Linked DNA regions of Homo sapiens: region 2 is linked to region 1. The links are chromatin loops, found by intact Hi-C in ENCODE. Cell type or tissue: Calu3. All regions are shown on one strand.

Region 1 (8,000 bases):
CACTGCAACTTCTACCTCCCAGGTTCGAGCAGTTCTCCCTACCTCAGCCTCCTGAGTAGCTGTGATTACAGGCACCTGCCACCATGCCCAACTAATTTTTGTAATAATTTTTTTTTCTTTTTTTTTTTGAGACGGAGTCTCACTCTGTCACCCAGGCTGGAATGCAGTGGCGCGAACTCGGCTCACTGCAAGCTCCGCCTCCCGGATTCACGCCATTCTCCTATCTCAGCCTCCTGAGTAGCTGGGACTACAGGCACCCGCCATCACGCCTGGCTAATTTTGTGTGTGTTTTTTAGTAGAGACGGGGTTTCACCATGTTAGCCAGGATGGTCTCGATCTCCTGACCTCATGATCTGCCTGCCTCAGCCTCCCAAAGTGCTGGGATTACAGGCGTGAGCCACCTCGCCCAGCCTAATTTTTGTAATTTTTAGTAGAACTTCGCCATGTTGGCCAGGCTGGCCTTGAACTCCTGACCTCAGGTGATCCACCCACCTCGGCCTCGCAAAGTGCTGGGATTACAGGTATGAGCCACAGCGCCCAGGCTACCTATGCTTTTTTATATCATGAATTGCATGACCAGGGTGACACAGGTTTCAGGGTATATAATACATAAATCTTCCTTTTAAAGTTAAAAATTATCTCATTAAAATGGGATGGATTTGTAGACTGTGTGTGTCAATAACGCGGCCACCCTGTCTTGGCTCCCACATACCTCAAGCTGCTAAAAAAAAAAAAAAAAGGGAGCTCATGGTAGAAACTTACCATGATTGGGGATGCTGATGTTCACTTCCCTAAGGTCCACTCTGAGGACCTGACATGGTACTTTAAGCTGCAGTGGGGACACTTTGCCACCTTGGCTTTGAGCTGCAGCTCCTAACAAGAGAAAAGGTATGTGGACTGCTTTTATAGTAATCATAGATTGACACCTATATTTTCATACAGAAAGGCTGAACTGACTTGCCTCCAATGTAAAATGTACTTCATAAATTAAAATGCCAATGAACAACTAGTTTATATTTATGAAGCATAGAGATTTTGTCTTCATAGCATGTCATCCCAAATCTAGAGTTTTTGGTATATATTTAAATGTAACATCTAATTTAGAATACCCATAACAATGTGTATATATATATCCATTTACCAATAATTTGATATTGTTAATAGTTTACATGGAAACATAATTCAGATACTATATTTAAAAATCTGCTTTTAGCGAGTCATCTTTCTGTCTACTTTATGACTTCTGAAATAATTTTATACCAAATGACATGATCAATTTCAGGAATATAATTCATTATATAAAGAATTGTAAGTGAATTTTTCACCTTAGGAATTATTTAAAGTGATAGAAGAAAGGAATACTTAAAGCCATGTTAGCTGGGGAAGAAGGAGAAGAGTACAAACAATGCTTTGAATTGTAGTAGCTCCTGGAGTAGGAAGTACACAGGGAGAATGGCATAAACATCAGTCACCTGCCACACACCTGTGAACACCACATTCATGTGTGCTGTGGAGACACACACCATCCGTCCCCACTCAGTGGTTAACAACAGTACTCTCTTTGGCATATTGGTTTTCATTGGTGATTTGTTTCTTTTCTTTTCTTTTTTTTTTTTTTTTTTTTTTGAGACGGAGTCTCGTTCTGTCGCCCAGGCGGGAGTGCTGTGGCGCGATCTCCGCTCACTGCAAGCTCCGCCTCCCAGGTTCACGCCATTCTCCTGCCTCAGCCTCCCGAGTAGCTGGGACTACAGGCGCCCGCCACTGCGCCCAGCTAATTTTTTGTATTTTTAGTAGAGACGGGGTTTCACCGTGGTCTCGATCTCCTGACCTCGTGATCCGCCCGCCTCGGCCTCCCAAAGTGCTGGGATTACAGGCGTGAGCCACCGCGCCCGGCCCTTGTTTCTTTTCTGTATTCTCATTTATTCTCAATCCTACACAGAAGATAAGAGAAGGTATCTTACCTTCTTAAGTAATTTTCCTAAGTCAAGCTATTCATTAGATTAAATTAAATTAAACCAGAGCTAAGATTCAGGCCTTCCAACCCCTAGCTTCAAACACTTTCTCCTGAAATACACACTTTTGCAACTGTGCCCACCGTACCTCACTTTCTGTATACACACTCTAAAGAACCTTTAGAGAAACTAATTTTACTTTTTTGCTTCTTGTTTGTTTTTCTTAGTTCTAAAAATCACTTCAGATTCTATGATCTGCAGTATTCTAGAGTGCTTTTGCAACCTAGAATGTCCTGAGTGATTTTGATGCTTGCCATCTTATATTGCATTTTTATTCATAGTAGTTGATAATATGTGAAGTTATATTGTGTGGTGATTAAGAACTTCGATCCTGGAGCTAAATGGCTAGGGTCCAGATCCCAGCCCTGCTACCTACAAGCTGAGTAGCCTTACACAGGTTTTTTCACCGCTTTATGGCTGTTTCCTCATCCCTAAAGTGAGGATATTAGATTATACTTCATAATAGGATTTAAGAAGTACTGTAAGAACTAAGCTCTTAATAAATTATATTAGTAATAGTGGAAGTAGTAGTAGCTATGGTATATTTTTTAAAAGACATAAATAATACAAAGTAAGCGGAAACCATTCCACTCAACCACACTCAAATGCGTGTGCCTGTGCACACATATGTACACACCGAGCCTATCTGGCCTTACTCTATAAGCCCGGAAAAAAACTAAAAATTTCAATAATAATGTGGTTTGTTTATGGACTAATAGTTTGTACCATTGAAATTTAAATACCATGTAAAAATTATTGTTCCTGAAAATATTCATTTTTACTCTTTGGATTAATAACGGCTAAAGAATATAATTGTTTTTTTAATCACTGATCATCATAAATAAGTCTTAGCAACTGAGTGTACATACTTACCACCCGATTTTTTGCATACCAGCTAGGTTTTGCATACTAGCTCTGTGGAACAGAAATCTAAAGAACAAATGGGTGACCTAATTTATAAAGTTTCTTCAATTTCAGTGTTTGTGATTTTACATATTTGCATAAGTTATTGAAAAGGTTTTCAGAAATTGATGAATATATCAAAGTTGATACATTTTTTAATTACTGGGCTTATTTTTCTCAACTTTTAAAGTTTCTTCAGTTTACTCATTATGAAAGAAATGCTACTGTTAGAAAATTACGAAAATATAGAAAAATAAAGAATAGAATAAAACTTACATCCTAGAGATAACTACTGTTAATATATCACTACCTTTTCATCCTGCCCTTTTTCTTTGTATATACATATTAATAATTTAGCAAAATTGAGATTATTCTAATATTGTTACTTATCATTTTATAGTATATTATGTAGTCCTTAAAAACATGATTTGTAATAGCTTCATAATACACATTATACATCTAACTGTACCTTTATTCACTTAACCATTCCATTTTGTTCTTTATTTAGGTTATAAATAGTGATAGTGGATATTCTTGTATGTAAATATTTATCCATCTATCTAGTTGTTTCCTTATGATAGATTACTAGAAGTGAAATTCCTGGATCAAAGGATTGGACCTTTTAAATTTCCTGATAATCTTACCAAAATAATTCTTAGAAAACATGAATGACTTCATAATTGTATAAGTGGTATATGAGAGTATAAACTCAAATCAGCGTTGAATATTATCAGTTTTATTTTTGTCATTTTCCAGGCAAAAATAAAGTAGCAACTATAGCAGCTAATATTTGTTGAGCACTCATGCATCATGCACTGCACTGTACTGACTCACACAGGCCTCATGACGACCTTAACAAATAGAAACTATTGTTAATTTATAGATGAGAAAACTAACAGACTGTTACTAGCCTTCCCAAGTTAACATACAGCTAGTGAGTGATAGGATATTTTTGTTTTAATTTGTATTTGATAACTAATGATATTGAACATTTTTATATATTTACTAATAATTTGTATTTCTTTGAATTGAATTATGTCTTTGCCATTTTTTGTAGGGCATTAGATTTATTTGTATGAATCTACTAACTTATGTGAATAAATTTTTGTAATTAAAAAAATTTTTAAGACATTTATCAGTCATGAACAGTAAAACTTTTTGTCAGGTTTGTTGCAGGTATTTTTCCCAGTTCTCCATTTATCTTAATTTTTTTCTAATTCGATATGTTTTCAATATATAGGATTTTATGTAGTTAGGTCTACTGGTATTTTCCTCTATAATATTCCGTTGTCTTAAGATTTAAAAAATTGTATAACCTGAGATTAAATACACATCTGTATTTTTAATTATTTTTTATTCAACTATAATTCTACATTTTTATCTAATATATGGAATGAGAGTTTCTATAATATAAAAACTAAATATCAAAATATGCCAATCAATTAAATGAGTAATCTATCCAGTTCCTATTTATTAGGATTACTTTATTTATCATCTGTTAAATTACTACAAGCGTATCGCGGGTCTTTCTGTTTTCTATTCTGTATTATTTTCCAAAATTATTGATAATGTTTTGTATGTACTACCTGAATATATAAAGAATACAATATTGAGGAAGGGCCTCAGGGTCTAAAAATGGGTGTAACAAAGGTTTAAATGAATTGTCCCATCAGAAAATTCATTGGCATTTGTTTGAAGAATATTTTTTTCACAACCTAAAAATTCAAATGCTTTTGAATGGTAATGGTAATGATTTTAACAAAAACATTCTTAGAATTTACTTGTTCAGGGTTAGAAGTAAAGAGCATTTTAAAATGTTATGATTAGAGCATTTGGTGTTTTCTCTCAGAGAAAATAACTCTGAGGGGTAGTCTAGTGTTCTCTTATGTCACAGGGAAGGTGGTCAGACATGTTTTATCTAGATCTTCACTATTTACAAGCAGTGGGTGGTACCCATGGTTACCTACTCAAGCCTAGCTCTCAATGGGAAGTGCTGTAAATTGCTGATATAAACCCAGGTCTGTAATTTTGAAAGCCAGAGAAAGGAAACTGTGTTTGCCGAGTGTGATGACATAATCCCATCTGTAATGCCTAAATCTATTTTAGTTTCTCCTGATATTCACAGTAGAAAAATGTTAACCCTCTGAACTTGCATGTTATCAGGTAACTTTCTATTGAACTAGAATAGTGAGACAATAAAATTGCTCATTTAAGCATGGTCATTAACCTGAATAATACCTTAAGTGCATCTGTAGAAACAAATCTCTAGTCCTTACTGGAGAGGACTTGAGCTAGCCAGTTAGTCTGGACCTCTGAGAAGCTTTGTGCTGTACCCAAAGACACTTTGCAAGTGCATGACAGAACTAACCCTAGAATCCAGCCTCCTGACTCTCAGATTACTGTGCCCATTTACTTTGATGTAAATTTATTAGAGGGTACTAGAGATGTTTTCATATCATTAGTTTAGGGATGTTCATAATGGACTAATAGGGATCGAAAATATGAAAAATTTTTAAAGAATTCTTCACATTGAACTTTTAAAAACAAAAGTGGCATGGCAGATTGTTTTGATCATTTTGATCTAGAATTTCATATTTGCAAATATTTATGTCATGAGCACATTAGGTTTGTCTGCATCTTATGTGTTCAACCTGGAAAATTAAATGTCACAAAATATTAGAATAATTTTCAAATGTAAATACCAAGTAGAAATTGGGTAGAAATAAATTATATGTGTTTTTACTGGAAGTGAAAATTTTCATAATAAATTTTTTGAGAGTACTAAATCTATTATTACAGATTGGAAACCAAACATATGTTTAAAACTGTAGGCCACTGATCCTAAGGAAAAAAATTAACATGTAGCATATTTATCATATAAGAATAACCTGAAAGTGAGTATTTCCCAGAAAGATATGAAACATTTAATTTAATTACTTTTAATTTTAATCACCAGAGCCTTTTCTGTGTACAGCAGCTAAATACTCTATGGCTTACTGGTACCATAGGCTTCAATAAATTCTTACTAATCCTACCCATTAAACTTTTTCTTTATTGGTTGACCTGTATTCTTAACTCTTTCAGTGGTTTTATTCTAAAACTACAGCATTTCCTAAACTAAATTCTGTAGAAGACAAGTATTCCAAGAGGTATTAAGTCTGTATTTGTGTAAGGAAGATCCACTCTTAAAATTTCACTCAGTAAGTATAGGTGTATTTTGAAGTCAAAGTTATGGATGACAGTTGGAATATTATATCCATTAATGTCCACTTTATTTTTGTATATTTTTAATTGCACAGCATTGAAAAGAGTTTGATTCAAAATACAGCCGTTTTTAATAATGTGCTATACAGGCCTGCAAAAGTCTTGGTGCAAAAGAAATAGTAAAAATTATTTGTTTGAAAGTTGTTTCACTAACAATATCTGGCACGTGCTTCCATTTCTAAACTGGAAAGTGTTTAGAGGGAATCAATATATGGATTTCTTATCCAGCATAATTCTTCAAGGTTTTCTGGAAAATATTTTTAAATGAATCTTAAAACACTGTAAGCTACTTAAAGATGTCACAAAGAAAATCTCCGTCATCTGAGGATCCTTCTCTGACAAATATTTATTGAAGTTTGAGAGTTAAATTTATTTTGCTTCGTCTATTGAAACCATATTTGGTGAACTTCATTTTCCGCTATTGTAAGCATAACATCATGAGTCTACATTGCCAACTGGAGTTCTATTATAAAATTGTTTATTGTTTTTTTGTTTTTTGTTTTTTTTAATCAGCAGGCAGATGTGGGGAGAAGGGAAGAGAGATCTTATCTCATTTAAACTCTCTGCAGCAATATCTTACCTTGGGGCAGCCAGTACATTTGTTTATAAGAAATTATTCAGTTCTGTTTTGAAAAATCCTGGTATTGCCAATAACTAATGTTTGTCTCTGTGGTATACAGTGACTGTTCAAACACATTTTACTCTTTCCTGCTTTCACTTTGTGTTATTAGTAAACACCTGAAATTTAGTTCAGCACAGGACATACATCCTGAGGTGATAGACTTACTTGCACAATTTTATTCAGAGTATATTTGGGCTGCTTTAAATATCAAAAACAAAACCTAAATTCCAAGACGTAACTTACTAATCAACAGAACAATTATGAAAAGTTCAAATATAAAACAGTGGATGACATAACCTTTATTTGGAGTAGCACAAAAATTGTGATAGACATTCAAACCAAACATCTATGGAGACCCTAGAATACTCCAAAGAATCCTAGAATTTTCAGGAACATAGTCTGGAAAAGCAAATCACTTTTCTCTAATGGGGGACATAAAGCAGCAATGAAAGATGACAGTCTTAATCATCCCTCTGTATTTTCTCCAAGTTTATATATTTCAAAGTCTTTTTAAATTGGTAGTACTTCAAGAAATCTATTTTTGTTATAACAGGTATACTGTATCTTGAGGAATAGAGGAAGAATTTGATCATGAGTGCAAGGAAAGGGGTAATTTATACCAAATAGAAACCTTTTGAGTGGAATATTCTAAAAGGACTAAATCTTGAGGTTTAAATGTTGTTACAGTTTCTGGGTTTTTGCTGTCTTCTGGAGGAATGGAAATCGAATGAAGAAAATCCTTGGAGTGACTCTGAAAAGGAAAATATGGCTTTAAAAAAATTACAGGATTCTTTTAACTCATGAATTCATGAAAGCAGCACAAGGATTAGCCAGGAGAAACTAAACTAAGTTGAGCTATTTCTAAATTTTAAAATTGTGCTGTAAAAATGGCAAGAAACTTCTTTAAAGTCTATGAAGAAACAAGAAGATTATAAATACTCAGATAGATGACTCTTTCAGTACATTAAGTTGCTCATGTTGACCTAGCAAAAATATTATTTTCATTTTTTAAGTATTTTATATACAAATTAGTTGAATATTAGAAAAATAACATATCAGTTCTATTTAAATAGATTATTTATTTACTATTGCCAGAAACATCTAACATTCATAAGTGTGTTTTGTTTAAGTGAAGCATTTGTATACTGTTTTATTGATAGTGTGACAAAAAAATCCCCTCCAAATACCTGTGATGAGAG
Region 2 (8,000 bases), 260 kb after region 1:
TGCTTAGTACTTTGTTAGCGAACTAAAAGCTTTTCATAGCCGTGTGCCTGCCAGCTCTGAGTGTGTTACCTGGAACAAGCTCTCCTAGGATGCCCGGGGGCAGATGAGGGGATCAGCCACATGCCCATGGGCCCTGACTCACCAGCAACTTGAGAACAAGAAGAAGCTCAGCAGGTCACCTGAAACCTTTGTACTGGCCTCTGGCTCAAATGCAACACAAAGAGCTTTTTGCTTCTAGCAGACAGCAGTGGTAGGGTGGTTGGGGAACAGACAGCCTACTCCTGAGATCTGTGGCTTAAAAATTCTCATAATTATTGTTACCACATATCAGTTGTCCAGGCATCTGGACAGATGTGGGGTCCAGGCACCATGCAGACTCTCCTGCATATGTTAATTCCCTGAAAGGCAGGAAGAATTATGCCTAGTTTACAGCTGGGAAAACTGAGGCTCATTGAGATTAAGCAACTTGTTAAAGCTTCCTTAACCTGAGAGTGGCAGATCTGATATCCAAATAGGGTCTGTCAGTATCTAAATGCCATGCTTTCACTAGGACGCCCTGAGGCTCAGATTGTACCTAAGACCAAAGACCAGGTCACTGGGAGGCAGACAATGTGATGGCTCCCAGCCCACCCCTACCCCATCCCCCATCCTCTCCCACAGTAGGGCAGCATGCTGCTTTGGTGGAAATCATCCCTCTCCTAGCTCCATAAGCCAGTCCATGTAGTTTCATCCCCCTTGCCACAGTGATTTATTTGTTCCGGGATGGGAAGGAACTTAGGCTCAAGCCCATCAGTGCTTGACACTCTCCTGGCCATAATGTCTGTCTGAGGCTGGCTAAATCAGAGTGAAGCACAGGACTCGTGTTAAATATTTGGGGGTGGGGTGGGAGAGCTCTCTCTCTCTCACACTCCACAGTGTGGTATGCGGATGTGAGGCCCAGAACAATTGCAGCTGTTTTGCCACCATCTGAGAAATCAGGATGAAATGAAGCCAAATCATCAAAAAGGACAGAACTGGGCAGATCACAGAGAAATGGAGACATAGCCCTGATCAAACCATTCCTGCAAGTTGAACCACTCCTGGCCTTTCCATTGCATTTTCTAATATGTTATTCCCTTACTGTTCAAGTCGGTTTTTGAGCTAAGTTTTCTATTCATTGCAATAGAAATGATCATATCCAGAATCTACAGAAAATTGGCCTGGGTTGGTTTTCATCAGACCAGCCTCTACTAAAAGGAACTGGTTGCGGATGAGGTGAAGCAGCTGTGTGCAGGGCCGAAGGTGCAGGGATGCAAAGGGAGCAGGGTATGGTGGGGAAGTGTAAGGGAGGGGAGGGGTGGGGGGCTGAGGGAGAGGAGGGGGAGAGAAGAACTGAGGGGCTGGGGATTGAGAGTGTAAGAGACATTAGAGGAATTAGGGGTGTAAGGGGGCTAGGAGAATTTGGGAGGAGTGGAGGGTGGGGTAAAGAGATAAGTAAGGTGAGGGGTGAGAGAGCAAGGGGGTGAAGGAGGTGAGGATGCTGAAGGAGATGAGGGGGTAAGGGAGTGAAGGGGGTGAGGAAATTAAGGAGGGGAGGAGTTGGGAGGGGGCCTCCTAGGGGCCGTCCCAGGCCAGAGCTGCCAGGAGCACTCCTCTGGCTGCTGGGGACCCTGTTCCCACTGGGCAGGGGAGGCATCCTGCCTCGAGCCGTGGGGGGAACCAGAAGTCATGGAGGGAACCTGAAGTGGGAAGGCTGAACACATTGATGTAAATCGTTGCCCTCCATGTTTTCAGTTCCTTGTTGCTGAGAAATGGAGACTAGCCCTGATCAAACCATTTCTCTGCAACAAGAAAGGATTGAGCCCTGGGCTTTCAACCCTTGTTCCAAAGAACTAAGCATAGAAAGAATTCACCTGCTTCAAAGAGAGGGGATATTTTTGGAACTAAAACACTCCCCTTCCTCTTGCCTTAACCTTTTGCCCGGAGAGCACTGGGAAGCCTTGGTGAGGCTGCAGAGAAGGAAGGTGGACCCCACTGTGCACTGACTCCATCTGTGAAAATCTTGAATTACAAAGGAAAGCAGAGAAGACAGTATGATCACAAAAGGCTTCTTCCCATGATAAAAGGAGGTTCTGCAGTAGTCTTGTGAATAGTGAGCTGTCGAAGTGTCTTTAAAATCATATCTCAATTTACAGGAATCTGGCCTCATTTTACAGAATCCATCACCATTAGTAAGCAAGGCACACCCAAAGATAGGGTGCACCTAATGAGGACAAGGGCCCAAATTAGCCTTCTCTCTGGTCCTTGCCTCAGTTTCTCATTATCAAATCTGTCCTGAGGTTGTGCAGTCAGGGCCTCTCAAAACGCTCTGGCCCGCTGGACCTCCTGTCTTTAAAAAGACACACACACCTTTGTTCCTTCACCAGTGCATCCTTTTCTCAGACCTTTAGGTCATGGGAAAATGGTAGACAACTTGAAAATCTGCCCAAATCTGGCTCTGCAGCTTGAGTTATGTTTCTTAACCTCTCTGAGCTTCAGTGTACTCCTCTCTTAGTAGGTACTATGTCACAAGGCAGTTGTTGTATTAAACAAGAAAAATGCAAGTCAAAACACAAAACTTGATACTAGTAGATGTTGAATAAATTGTTTAAAGAAAAGAATACATCTGTGCAATGTACGGAAGGATGGATTGAACAAAGTGCTTAATTGCAGACAACAGAGTCTACTCTAGCTATTGACATGAAAATGAGTTTATTACAGAGTATGTGGGAGTTTGCAAAGTTTCTTGGGAGGCCCAGGAACCAAGCCAGGATGCTGCCCAACCAAAAACAATGCAGACTAGACAAATACCCAACCACACCACAGGACAATTTCAGCAGAAACTCTACACCCATGATGTTGGGAACCAGTCAGGATGGTTCCAGAAAAAACAAACATGTCCCCAGGGGATCCAATGTACCCACACTTGGCCACCACTCATGTTGCTCGCTGCCATCTTTCCTGCCACATGTGAGGCTGCCATTTGCTATACCTGCGCCATTAGCAGGTAACTCTGGCTGCAGAGAACCAACCCCTCATATTTGGGAAAGTCAGAGAGGCTGGTTTAGGCAGATGTTTAGTGAAGCAGCCTGCAGTGTTCACCATGTTGGGGCATCTCAGAACCCCTTGTTGTCCAGGTCTGGAAAGAGCCAACAATGTTGGGGGGTCCCATGCTGTCCCCACCACTGGTCTGTGCCCAGGAGCTACAGCATTCAATCTCTGTCATGCTCTTTAACCTGGCACCAACAGCTTCCCAGAATCCAGCCCAAACTACCACCTTGGCCTTGCCTTCCTCCTCTTGTTTACAGGACTCCTCTCTTTCAGGCAGCCCAGCCTACTCACTGGCTTCTGCCTCCTGAGATCCTGCAGGACATTGGGGGAAGGTGGACACTATGCATGCAGGCACACAAAGCCTTGATTTCAAGTTCCAGCCCTGTTATTTGTCTTCTAGCTATGGGACTGGGATGAATGATTTCCCTCTGGCCTTTAAATCCCTCACCTACCATTGCGTGATCATCACAACACCTCCCACTGCTGCGAGACTCCAAAGAAGGGCTAGGTGGAAAAAGCACTTGGTACATTGAAGAGCGCTCATATGGTCACTCAGAGCTTTCTCATCCTTCAAGGTTCAGCTCAAAACTGACTTCGCCGCCAACGCTGCCTGGATCCTGACTCTGTTGGGATTGTTCTCAGAGCCTGCTCAGTGTACTTGGAAATGTCCTTCAAAGCCTGCTAACTCTCATCATTTCAGGGTTGATCTGATATTTAGAAGCAACTGAAAATCATTTGAAGCCAATCCCAGTGAATTAGGTGAGTAATCAAACTGGGTAATGAAATTTTTTGGTCAATAACGAGGTGGGACGGAGTGGTTTATTTTTTTTTCCATGTGGCCCACACAAATGGACTCTGAAGGCAATTCCAAAAGAGATGCCACAAGGAACTTGAGCGATGGCAACTCCACTGGAATTGGATGGAGCCTTCCAGTGGAATGTCTTTGGAGTCCTACTCTGTTTGCTGAAAAAACACAGTCATTATTTTATAATCACATCTTACATAAACATCAGCTTTTCTCTACTGGCTTTGAAACTGGCATGTATAAACAATGTTCCCTCAATTTATTTTGAGTAAATGACCATAGTCAACAAGCAAGAATCTATAAAGATGGAATATATGTATTTGGAATTTTAGTGTTGTAATTAAATCAAACGTACAGCGAAGGTTATCTGATGCATAATTAATCATTTGCATAGTTGTTGCTATGTGGCTTGGTAATAAGGTATAAATGTTCTTTGCCTAATTTTGGCACAACAAACTCAGGCATTTTGGACGTTGGCTGGGATGGGGAGAGAGGGGGAAATGCGGGTACGGGGGATGGGGCAGGCTTAGCTCTCCAGCCCTCTCTGCCACTCCCTCCCCAGCAGGTCTCATCTGGGCACAGGAGACCGCTTGGCCTCAAGCTAAGATGTAGTTTCAAGACTGAGCCCGTGGGCCAGGACTCTGAGAGCAGTGGGCCGTGGATGCTGCCAGTTCTGTCTTCCGGAAGAAGAAAAATGAGTTAGAGGTTGGGAAGATGTTTCTGGGGCCCAGGAGGCAGTCAGCTCCTGCTTGGAAGGTTGATGAATCCAGAAGTGAATCTGGCTTGCCCCCTCTCTGGGTAGGTGACCTTGGGCTGCTTAGTAACCTCCCTGAACCTCAGCGGTTTCCTGATTCAATGGCAGGGTTCCTGGGGCATAATGAAAAACTCTAGGTGCATAGTAGGCACTCCATGAAAGAAGTCTTGGTCTCTTTCCCCAGGGACGCTGGAGGCAGGGTGAGGGTGGTGGCGGCACAGCAAGTCAAGGATGTCACTTAGCCATCTGTCGGCAGGGGTAGGAACTGCAAAGGGCTTTGGGAAGGCTGGCAGAGCTCTTCAGATGAGATGCTCCCTCTTCTCTCTTTCTCGTCCCTTTTATTATCACATATCACATTCCTAACGCCAGCATTCAGGAACAGCTGGTTTTATGGAGGCAGAGGAAAGAAGGACTCCCTCAAGAGATAATCATGGGGCATGGCTGGCTTGTGAAAGTCCCAGGGGCTCAGCGCTGTGTGGGGCCAGAGCAGGCTTAGCAGGGCAGGGCCAAGGAGGCTGAACAGTGGGCCCTGGAGGAGCGGAGTCCTTGAAGTGCAAGAGAAGGGAGGGGCCCACCTGCAGGGAGAAAAGAGGGAAGGCACCTCGGCAAAATGGGGCTCTGCTGTACCTTGTTCTTTAACCCTGTGATGGTTGACAAGCTATTTCTGTGCACTCTGAAGGGGTGCCCTTGGTTTGGGGAACTGACAAAAGGCAGACACTGGGGGATGAATCAAAGGTGTGTGGGGCAAAGGAAGGGCTTCAACTAGATGGGAACTGGCCTCCCAGATTCTGCACCATGCAGAGATCCAGGGGAACCTGGCCTGCAAATCCTGTAACTTGGCTGGGTTTTATTCAAGGTGGGCGGTCTAGTCCTGGTGGTAGGAGGAGGGAGGAGAAACACATTCAAGTTGTGTTGCTTATTAATGGGAAAGATCCTTTCTCTGGAGACACATAGAAAGAGGAAGAGGAAAACAGCCACAGGTCTGAACAGTCCAAAAAGCCGGAGCAAATGCGACTGTCAGATCCCAGCTCCCCCAACACCCCCTGTGGAGGCATTTCACAGGCCTAAAGACGACCATGACTCATCCATTAATTTGAAGAGAAAACAGAGGATGAAAACAACAGAATAGTCCAGACACAAGCATTCTTCTAATGCTTTCCATTCCCCAAACACACATTTTAAACCAGATTCCCTTGGCTTCCCAGAATGTCTTGATTTTATGCTTTCATGAGTCACTAGAGAGAATGCTGAACCCTATAGAGGGGGCAACTGTCAATGAAGTTATTGATGCTTAAGGATGGAGGTGCTGAGACAGCCTGGGGCTCCCAAGCTCTGCCAGCCTCGTCCTTCATACAGGTGAGGGGCCTGAGACCCCAGAGTTAGAAACTTGTGCTCACGCCTGCTTTCCTTCATCCTCTCCCTCTTCTCCTTCTCTTCCCTTCTTCTCCTCTTTCTCTCCTTCCTCCATTCCTTCCAATGCTTCCCTCACACCTTTTCTTGCCGTTCCCTCCTTCTCCTCCTCTGGGTTTCCCTTAAGAAGTGGGTCATCTCAGGTCACCAGGACACAGCCCCTGCCCTTGTCTTGTAAAGCTCTGGTTTACAAAAATCCCACCTGTGCCAGGAAGACCAGGCTCTGCCCAGTCTTCTTTGCAATGCAGAATAGACTTACCTGGTTTTATGAACAGCTTAACCAATTATTTTAAAAACAAATACCCATCGTGGAACACTATGTGAAGGAACATTTCTCTTTCCCAATTTAAAAGCCAGCATATTCTCCTACCGTCCGCAGCCCCTTCTGTGCCTCTCCTTCCCCAAATGCTTGCTTTGGCTTGGGGGAGAGGTTTTCGATATCTGACACCTCTTGAAAGTGTAGTTTGGCAAATGAGAATTGAAATCCACTCCAGACAGCCAGGCCTGCTCTGGGGGCTGCCTAAAAACACCTGGGTCCCTCCTCACACCCGACAAAAGCCAGGCCTCCTGTCTGAAAAAAAAGCAACACCCTGGTCTCTCCACCGTTCCCTGCCCTGCTCCATACTCAGCTGCCCCTGCTCTATGAACACTGAACTAAATTTAAAACCTTGGTACTAAAACAGGTGGTAGAAGCAGGCAGGAGTGGGCCTGGCTGGATTGGGGGCATCTTCCAAGAGTTAAGACAGAGGACTTTTAAGGCTGGACATCTGGGCTTCTTCCCTCCTCCAGCCTCCCCACCAGGCCCTGACTTGACCATCCTCAAAGCCTTGCAGATGTTCAAACTGATTTAAGATGTTCCTGGAAATGACAAGGGAAAGTGTCCAGGTGTCTTTAGCAGGTCTTACCTGAAAAGCCCCCTCTCCCCACAACCTCTGGGAAAGCTGCCTCAGTTGGTACACTTCCCTCTCCCTGGGAATCAAAACTACTTTCCAAGGCCTACATGTGGGCTGGTTTCAATAGCCCCATATAAAACAGCAAACACCCTGTCTAAAGAAAACAGTTTTTAAGGTGCAGCAGAACACATCATAATGCAGAAAACTGTAGCCCAGCAAGCACACGGTGGAATGGAGAAATGGGTAAACTGTTAAGCCAGCACAATGGTTCAGAGATCATAGTGCTGGGCCCGCTGTGGGACGGCCACTCACACAGACACACACAGACCCACACACAGAGCCGTCCCCGATCATGCTCCTGTTTGTACTCAAGCAAACATACCCCCATGGCAACGAAGGGATTTTGCATCACCCAATGCACACTTTGTTGTGCGCATTACGTAATTCATATTTGTAAAAGTTTCCTCTAGGGGTAAATTATTAGGGAGACAAAGGGAAAAAAAGAAAACAAATTCCAGCTTCTTCTAGATTGTGCTCTCAGAGAGGAGCTGTGCCGCCCAGAACAGTTTTCCACTCCCCAGCCATGTTCTTCCTTGGAGGGCGGTGCTGGCCCCAAAAAGAGTCCTGTGCTGTGGAGGGGACACCTGGGTTCTTTCTGCTTTGACTTCCTCATGGGCCAGAACATGAGGCTCCTCTCTGCACCTCAGTGTCTTTCTCTGCTGTGCAGCTCAAGTGTGGGGGCTGATGAGCACAGGAGTTCTTTGAGCATTGGTTGATGGCTTTGAATCCTAAAATGCACAAAGCTTCCATTGCTTTTGTCCCCACTTGCCCTTAGCCCAGCCCATGGCCTTTGTGAATTAGGCTTGCAGCAATTTCTTTTGGGCTGGGCTGTGAGCATTTCTCTAGGTGGTCTGCTCTTGCTGTCTGGGAAGGAAGGGGAGGAGGGTGGCCAGGCAGCCCCCGGAGACCGCAGTCTGTGTGAGGGCCACTCTGGGCCAACCCAGCGAAGCCCCTCAGTGTACCCTGGGTCACTGGGCAGGCACATACCCCAAATGGCAATAGTCTGGGA

Evidence for each region. A loop is a pair of places that touch in the nucleus more often than their neighbours do. Peaks named below come from ENCODE experiments on the same cell type or tissue, not always from the same donor. Only the 100,000 strongest peaks of a DNase experiment are listed, where the experiment ranks them.
Region 2: it touches region 1 in a loop (2.6-fold over the local background); 4 of 110 quality-filtered maps call a loop at or near these places.

What each region holds. Positions count from the first base shown.
Region 1 is chr6:44,922,509-44,930,508 of GRCh38, reverse strand. The region is part of intron 10 of SUPT3H (SPT3 homolog, SAGA and STAGA complex component); the gene reads left to right. Among named protein-coding and RNA genes, the nearest start is that of MIR586, 270 kb to the left of the region's middle. RefSeq lists a silencer at 210-411. In Calu3, no CTCF peak of the experiment used is centred here; a DNase peak (open chromatin) is centred at 4,878.
Region 2 is chr6:44,665,184-44,673,183 of GRCh38, reverse strand. No RefSeq gene overlaps it. Among named protein-coding and RNA genes, the nearest start is that of MIR4642, 230 kb to the right of the region's middle. RefSeq lists enhancers at 4,043-4,550, 5,569-6,077. In Calu3, CTCF peaks have their summits at 4,655 and 4,862; DNase peaks (open chromatin) are centred at 113 and 4,863.